2 separate regions of the Homo sapiens genome follow, and region 1 is linked to region 2. A link is a contact called in ENCODE POLR2A ChIA-PET data. All regions are on one chromosome and are shown on one strand. The core of a region is the stretch at or near the end of the contact, and the rest is flanking DNA. Distances in the headings are between cores, read along the strand shown.

Region 1 (4,283 bases), core at 1,556-4,055, 210 kb after region 2:
CCAGGCTGGAAGGGACCGTGGCTGTTGGCCTAATAAGCCCTAACAAGCTAGCCTGCCAGGGGCTGTGCACTGCGCTGTTTACCAAGGATGTCCTGAGGTCAGTACATGTGACTCCATGAGCAGTGAGCATGTTGCTCTCTGGCCTTGAGATGTTTAACTCTTGGTTGGCGTTAATCTGGATTGCAAGTTTTATTTCTGAGACTGATCATTCAAGAGCTATCAAGCATTGGTCAGGCACGGTGGTTCACATCTGTAATCCCAGCACTTGGGGAGGCTGAGGTGGGTGGATCACTTGAGGCCAGGAGTTTGAGACCAGCCTGGCCAACATGGCAAAACACCTATCTGTACTAAAAATACAAAAATTAGGTGGGCATGGTGGCACACACCTATAGTTCCAGATACTTGAGAGGCTGAGGCAGGAGAATCACTTGAGCCTGGGAAGCAGAGGTTGCAGTGAGCCAAGATTGCGCCCCTGCACTCCAGCCCGGGTGACAGAGTGAGACTGTCTCAAAAAAAAAAAAAAAAAAAAAGCTATTAAGCTTTTTTAAGGGAACTCATCACAGGTAGTCAGCTGCTCAGCTTGAAAGAACATTCTATTTATTTGTACATTCAATAAATGTTTATTGAGTGCTCACTATGTGCCAGGCTCTGGACCACTGTCTGGGTTCACAAGGGTGAACAAGTCAGACATAGACCCTACCTACATGGAGCTTACAGTCTGATGAAGAAGCCAACAGAGCAACCCGGAATTGACCAATTGACCTGTCATCAAAAGGAAGAGGTCTGCTGCTGGGACAGCAGCTCAAGTGCAGTCATAATAAAAAGGGCTGTAAATCTCCAATGCCTCTCTGTGCCATCTAAGGCATTCATACCCCAACAAAAACCATGAGAATAGGCAGAAAGTGCTGGGTCCAAGCTTTGGGGAATTTATCTTGAGAAGGAGGGAAGGAGCAAAGGAAGCTGCCACCAACATGGAAAAGGAAAACATCTGAAGATGAACTGTGCTGCGGTCTGGCGATGTCTGCCTGCAGATGCAGTGCCAGTTTCACTAACAGCTAATGCAAACTGATGCAAAAACGTCCATATTGCAAAGGAAAAGTGGAATCCCAAGACTGTTGATGGAATCTGCTCAGTATGGAAGGAAATGCCATGCAAATGTGTGTTTGAAAGATAATCAGGAAGCCAGACTGCAATGCCAAGAAAAATAAACCCAGTCTGATAATCCAGACTATCCTGGGCCAAAGAGCCAGATCTGAGCATTGCACAGGTTTCTGGCTGGCACTACCCTAGCATCAATGCTGCAGAGCAACATTTACTACAAGCAACTGAAACAATAGGAGAATCTGTTAAAAATAATCAGGCTCCCATGAAACATAACTGGCAAGGGTAGGGGCTGCCCAGAGGTTAGTCTGGGCTCAGCCATGGTTGTTGCAGGCCCTCAAGAGTTCACAGAAATGGACTGCTTCCAGAGAATGCTGTAGGGCTTACAGAGGCTGACCCCTCACCTTGCCCATGGTGCACTTCTCCCTGCCAGAGAACTAGCCAGGCCACCCACAGCACAGCCTCACAGCTCCACAGCAGAAACAGACGCCAGGGGCCCCAGCTATGGTGAGAGTGAGCAGGTGGCAGGGGCTGTCTCACCACAGCACATGGCTTGCAGGGTGTGCAGGTAAGGAGAAGGTGTTGGTATGCACGAGAGTGGGGATCCCAAGGCCTCCCAGGGAGGGCAGGGGCTCTGAGATCCCTCAGCTGTACAAATTGGCAGGAGGGAACTTCAGAGCAAGCCTACAGGGAAGCTCTGCATTTCCTGGGAATGATGACTCCTGGGCCCCTTGCTGATAATCCAGACTACCCTGGGCCAAAGAGCCAGGCCTGAGCATTGAAAAGGAACTTGCAGGCTGTCATGGACCAAAGCCACCTATGGAGAATGATATGGTTTGGCTGTGTCCCCACCCAAATCTCATCTTGAATTGTAGCTACCATCATCCTATGTGTCGTGGGAGGGACCCAGTGGGAGGTAACTGAATCATGGGGGCAGGTTTTTCCCATGCTGTTCTCATGATAGTGAATAAGACTTATATGAGATCTGATGGTTTTATAAAGGGCAGTTCCCCTGCACAAACTCTTGCCTGCCACCATGTAAGATGTGCCTTTGCTCCTCCTTCACCTCCCACCATGACTGTGAGCCCTCCCCAGCCATGTGGAACTAAGAGTCCATTAAATCTCTTTTTCTTTGTAAATTGCCCAGTCTTGGGTATTTCTTCATAGCAATAAGAAAATGAACTAATACAGAGATAGCACAAATGCCCAGCAAAGGGCATGTGACAGAAGGCCGGCCTTGTTCAGGGATGCAAGTGTACATGCCCCTACATGTGTGTGGACTGCAGAAGCCCATTCCTAGCACCCATCCCAATAAAAGGGCTAGGATAAGCTGGCTGGGGCTCTGACTGGACCCTCTTTAAAGCCTGACCATTTAAGCGCACTCCAGTCCCCCGTGGATGGGCTAGTTATCATCTATTCTTTCATCACAGTTTACCCTCTGACACTGGCTTCAGAGTTGCCTCATTATTTAGCCTGGAGGCCAAGGCCAGGTCATGATCCAGCCTTTTCCTTTTGGTGCTTCGGAGCTTCTCATGATAAGTCTTTGTGTTTCAGTAAGGCACAGGCGGGACATGGTAGTGGGAGACATCAGTAGGTCTCCAGGGCAGGTAGGGGCCTCTGGGTAGGGGCAGAACATGCTCAGCAGGAAATAAAATCCTTTCCTGCTGCCAGTTCTGTTATACAGCTCCCAGGCTGCCTCCTTGGCTCTCACCCAGGGCAAGGCCTTGCCCAGCATTCTGCACTACAGAGGTGCTGGCTATAAAGGCTTTCCTGTCTGTGGCTCCTCCCTGCAGCCTGCCAGGCCTCCAAGCGAGAATGTCCACTCCTGCTGTCTTTCTCTGGACTCTTCTCTCCCTACCCCCACCTCAAATCTCCAGCTCTCCTCATCCTGGCTCCAGCCACCTGGCTGCCTTTCACTTCCTTCTACCTTCCTCCACATACACCTCTGCCTAAGTAGGAGGTCCATATAGATTCTCTCTCCCTGGGTGTGGCACCTTCTCTGCTGTACAGCAAATTGGGCAATGTCCTCCTCTCCCAGGCATGGACTCCTGAAGCAAACGGAAGGCCCTGCACAAGTGGCACCATCATCATCTCTGAGCCCTCTCTTTGCAGAACATTGAAATGGAGGAAGAAAAAAGCTTTAAGCAGCATTTCATTGAAAGGCTTCTCACACAGAACTTTGACGATGACACTGGGAGAGGCTACTTATAAAAATAAAACTTTTTAAGAAATAGAGTTTTTCTTCACTCGGTTTTCTTAAACCAAGATTTAAGAAATCTCGGTTTTCTTCAGTAGCCCAGGAGGAAGGAAGAATAGAAGATATCTACTAGCCCACATGAGAGAAAAGCTTTATTCTCTTACATTTACAAGAATCATCATGTGTCAAAGAGAAATATGCTATTCTATAAGGTTTAAAACAGGTCATCTTAGAATTCTCATCCTGCCTTTGCCAAAACATAAAGAGAATTTCTCCTGCTTTCTAGACCTCCACTGCTGTATCTGCACTTGGTGGAAGCCCTTTCTACACGCTGCTCAGCAACATGGTCTCTATCGTCTCTTAAGTAACAACATAACACAGTGAAAAGAGCCTAGTGTCAGCGGTCAGGGTCAGGACACTTGAAATGTAGCCACACTTCTGCAACCGATGTCAGTGTGAGGGCTTCATATTCCCCTTCTGTAAAATGGGGATTCCTTCCTTCTTACTTTGCATAGGTGTCATAGAATTAGTTGAGATCGTGAATGTGACAGCTCAGAGCTTTCTAAATGTAAGCACCTTGTATTTATTAGGTAACAGTTCTTATTATTGCTGCAGGGAAAGGTGCCATGCAGTTCAGAATCAAGCTCAATTCAGGCATGGTTTGAAGGGTAACTTCAGCCAAAGAACTTTCTAGCTCTTCTCCTTTTTCTTTGTCAAGGATTTTAAAACATTAATATTACCCTTGACAGTAACCATAAATTTTGGTTTAAAAATGAAATGTGTCTGCCCCAGGTAGTGCCATTTCTCTGTCCAGAAAATAATTTCATGAGACATTCTAAGAGTTTCTTTCAATGGCCACAAAGAGGACACTTCAGCAGCCGCTGCTGTAGGAAAATTTGTTCTCTTAAGCATGTGCTTCTGAACAACCAAGGAGGCAGAGTTCACATTCACAGCCAGCTCTTGGGAGCAGATGCTGAAGAATATC
Region 2 (4,452 bases), core at 1,765-4,264:
CCAGAACTACTCCAATTGCTGGGTCTAGGGTTGCATAGTCATAATCCGCTGTGCCATCTGGAAAGGACGAGTTTAATAACTCACAATGGGCCTCAGTCTTCAGGACTGGAAGCCTTTGAAAAACTTTACCTCCATCCTTGGAACTCAAACACTTGGCTCTCTGAGGTTCCATTGTAAGTTGGAGTTCAGTTAGAGCTACTTCCTGAGCTCTGCTTCCAGGCCTGAGTTGGGCCAGATGGAGGGAAGTGGCTGCAGCAGGAAGAGGCTCTGCTTGCCCGTCTTGAAGGGCCCTCTCAGTCTCCTGGGTAACTGTGGGAATGTGATTCCTTTCGATGGCTCTTAATTTGCCCAATTGGGGAAGATGAATCTAGTGCCCCTGGTAGGTGATTACATTAAGCCATTGAGACAATTGTAGTGCTTTATCTGGGACTTTTCAGAAAGCTGACTTGTTCTTTAGGAGCCATCGGCTTAATGGAATTCCACTGTGTTATTTTCCAGTGTGATGTGCTGCAAGATGGGTTTGATCAGCACTTTGGTTTGGGGAATATATTTTCATTTGAGAAGATGCCTCTGCTGGGCTTCTTGTGGCATTGGTTTTGGAAGCACAGATTCTCAGCCCAGCCGAGGGAAGGCCACGACACATACAGGGTGTGGAGAGCACAGACCTGCTTTAAACTTCTTGCCAGGAGTGGCTAGCCTTTCCTGCCCCCCACCGCCCCAGCATCAAGCCCAGCTAGTGAGATTCTGTTCTGAATTGAATTTTAGCCTTAATGAGATACCAAGTCCCTTCTGTTCTCAGTAACAGAGACCTTGAGAGTTTTTATTAGAGAGTGAGTGAGACAAAACTTTTCACTGTTTTTCATGTTCCTAATAACAGCCTAAGTCGTAACCTGAATTTTTATGTAACTAATTATGACTGTGACTTGGGTATGAAAGATTTATACAATCAGAAAAGAAATTACCTGGGTTATCTCTGAGCAGGCGGGGGATGAACTGCATAAGGAAGTTAATCAGTTTTCTAGGTCATACAAAAGGCACCTGCACGGTGCTGGGTGGCATGGCCAGTGGCAGAGGGAGGGAGGGATGCAGGGGATGCCCTCCTGGGACCTCAACAGAGCTGCTTTTCCTCCTCCACCCTGAAGAGCAGCCAGCTTTGACCGGGGGGCTTTGGAATCGACACTTTCTCCCAACATGACTTTCTCACCCCCAGCTTCCTAAGAGCGACTCATGGTACGCAACAGTTCCAGGGAAATTAAAACACAGTGAGGTGAGTGGCTTAATGGGAAACAGGAGACATCCCAACAAGGGGAATGTACCAGGAATGTCAATTCCTACAATCAGAAAGGAAGCCAGAATTCTATTAATTTTTGCACCTTAAAGTTTCATTTCAGTTAAAAACAGGGACTGAAAATTAATGACACGGCCATTTCTTGAAGCCAACAACCAAAGGAATGAGTGTTTGCCAAGAAGCAATAGCTCTTGTAACACTTACACTCACTGCATTCTTAACGCATTGTTTGTCTGTGGAAAAAGCAGTTTGCCCAGCGTGGTGGTAAGGAGGGCATGATGGAAAGCCGGCGTGGAGGGAGAGAGGAGGCACGCGCGTGCAGCGCCGTGACGTGCATTTAGTTACACGACGGCTTCTGGAGGCCCACAACTGATTAATATACACGGGCTTGTTCATTTACTCAGCATTATGTTTAATCATTTAATTTCGCAAGAGTTTTTAGATCTTTTAATCATCCTAATATTCTTCTTATTGCAACATATTACTAAGCTGTTAGTTCAGTTCAATTAAAAAGTGTCATCCAAAAGTAATTTATTCCATATGCGTCATTAAGTGGATACCCCAGATATGTCTGCATTTTAAAGGAATAATAACTCTTCCGATTTTATTAGTCTGTAAATGAGTGCGCTGCATTAGCACTAAAGGCAGCATCGCGAGTGGTGAATGTTTGTAGGCATTGATGTGGCAACAGATCTATAACTGTTTCTCTGGATTTTGTACTAAAACTCAGAAGAGAAGATGAAAACTTGGGCCATCTGTTAGGACTTGTAATTCTCAGGTGGCCCCTGAAACCCAGTTTGACTTTCTGATGCTGATAATATTTGTCATAGAACAGCCCTTCAGTTCCCCTTCTGGGAGCTTCTTGCCAGGGTTTGCCATCCCCTGCAGGAGCAGGACGGATTGGGCCATCAAGGGCCAGAGTTGCATGTGCTGGGGGCCAGCGCTGGGCATAGGGAGAGGTTAGTCCCTTGTCACAGTTCTGACCTTCCTGGTTGACTCTTGTGATATTTCCTCTGTTCTCTCCAGGGAAGTGCTGTCCAATGGTATGGCAATGCAAGCCACATATCTGATTTACATTTCTTGTAGCCAAGTAAAAAGAAGAAACAGCTGATAGTAATTTAATAATATCTAAACTACTCTTTTAACATAAAATCAATGTAAAAATTAGTTAATGAGATATTTACCTTCTTTTTCCACAGAAGGCTTTAAAATCTAATGTGTATTTTATACTTACATCTCAATTTGGACTAGCCTAATTTCAGGTGCTCAGCAGCCACACATACCTAGGACTTGTAACATAGCCATGTTGGAGACTTAGCTCTAGAGTCCTCCAGCCTGGGGCCCTGTGTGGCCTGTGGCTGTGGCTTACCTGGGCCTGTGGCTCCTCTTAATGGAGGAGGGAGCTACTTGGGGTCAGGGTTACCTGGGGGATCTTACTGAAGAAGTTGGCAGCCCTGTTCTTCGAGCTTCTCCCAAGGGGTGCAGAACAGTGGATACTGGCTACTGATGACCTCTGAGGCTTGACTTACCCTGAGGTTTCAGGAACCCAGCAGGCCCCAGGCTGGTGGAAAGAAACAGCTGCAAAGATGCTTGTGACCACGTATCTGTGTTCACAGGCCTTTGCGTAGCTGAAGGGAAACCTACGTTTGCAGGCAGCGGAAGGAGTAACCCACTCCAGGGATAACAGGGAGCTCTGCCCAGGGAGGGTCCATATCCGCCTCTCACTCCACCGTCCTTCCCCCAAGCATGAGTCAGGGCATGCAGGAGGTGCTGACACACAGCGGAGTTCCCTTCTGTGCCTCCAGCAGGAGACTAGCCTGATTACTGAGCTCAGAGAGTCAGCTTGGTCCTTAGCCTGCTGCATCCCACAAGGAAAGATTTACTCTCCTTGGGGAACAAAGTCTTCCATGATGAGACACTTAGGATATTAATGCCTGCACTTTGAGGCCCAAGTGTTCATTTTTCTTTGGCAAACTCTCAACATGGCCAGGGCGGTGGCTGGGGCTGATGGAGTTGCTTGCAGAGATGTCCTCTGGGCAGGCAGGGATGTTATTTAATACTTGAGTCTGGTGACAGCAGCCAAAGGTGGTTCCCATTTCCTGAACTTTAAGCAGTTAATCCCCTCAGCCTGTGTCCTATTTGGGCCAGCAGAAGAGCCTTGAGAAGTGAGGGACAAATAGAGAGACCTTGCAAAATCTTAATGCCCTTCTCTACTTTTGCAAAATGCTGTGCTTATTAATATCTCATTCTCAGAAAAAGGGCAATCTGTGCTTTTTTTTTTTTTTTTAGGAGAACAGCAATAAAAAAGGAAAATTAAATTAGCAACTCTGTCTGAGCTTCTCATCCATTCAAGTGTCTTCAACTTCATAACCTGTTAACTTACTTAAACTCTGGCCACCTATTTAAGAGGTTTCAAGAAGACAGCAGTATTCTGCCTGACCCCATTGGAATGTCAGCCTAAGAGACACAGGTCTGAAGCCTAGGGGCTGGTCCCGAGTGAGAGGGCTTTGGTGGGGTGGTGTGCTCAGACCGCCCACGTGACCCAGAAAGCTAATCCTTCCGTCAACACAGCAGTCCTCGCTCCAAAGCACACACTCAACTCCAAGAATTAGTCAAATACAATTACACACATGAGGTGGCCTCTCCACCCCTATTAAATAATGGGAAGATAAAACTGTCATCAGAGGAAAACATCACAAAGAATCTGTACTTAGTAACCAGGACAAGGTACCAGTAATAGCTGCTAACAGTTATTGGGTGCCAACTGTATACCTGACTTTGTCCTATGCATAGGACCTGCTACATAATTTACAGGGCCTTGTGTAATATAAAAATGCAGTTCCCTTTGTTTAAAAAATTATAAGAATTTAGGCTGGGCACAGTGGCTCATGTCTGTAATCCCAGCACTTTGGGAGGCCGAGGCGGGTGGATCACTTGAGGTTAGGAGTTTGAGACCAGCCTGGCCAACATGGTGAAACCCTGTCTCTACTAAAAATACAAAAAAGTTAGCTGGGCTTGGTGGTGCACGCTTGTAATCACAGCTATTCGGGAGGCTGAGGCAGGAGAATCACTTGAACCCATGAAGTGGAGGTTGCAATGAGCTGAGATTGCACCACTGTACTCCAGCCTCGGTGACGGAGGGAAACTCTGTTATGAAGTTCAAA

The links. ChIA-PET counts read pairs that join two places held with the same protein, here RNA polymerase II (POLR2A).
Region 1: POLR2A ChIA-PET joins it to region 2 with 18 read pairs in activated naive CD4-positive, alpha-beta T cell. The contact joins two enhancer-like sites. POLR2A ChIA-PET finds 5 or more read pairs at or near these places in 2 of 52 experiments (Panc1 and activated naive CD4-positive, alpha-beta T cell).

What each region holds. Positions count from the first base shown.
Region 1 is chr5:133,481,031-133,485,313 of GRCh38, forward strand. All of the region lies in intron 3 of FSTL4 (follistatin like 4), which reads right to left. Among named protein-coding and RNA genes, the nearest start is that of MIR1289-2, 55 kb to the left of the region's middle. RefSeq lists enhancers at 1,101-1,602, 1,603-2,102. Within about 2 kb of position 2,806, at least 2 of the 41 ENCODE cell types and tissues checked have a DNase peak (open chromatin) inside an H3K27ac peak, as active enhancers do.
Region 2 is chr5:133,270,822-133,275,273 of GRCh38, forward strand. All of the region lies in intron 6 of FSTL4 (follistatin like 4), which reads right to left. The region is part of intron 1 of FSTL4-AS1 (FSTL4 antisense RNA 1); the gene reads left to right. Among named protein-coding and RNA genes, the nearest start is that of FSTL4-AS1, 17 kb to the left of the region's middle. Within about 2 kb of position 3,015, at least 2 of the 41 ENCODE cell types and tissues checked have a DNase peak (open chromatin) inside an H3K27ac peak, as active enhancers do.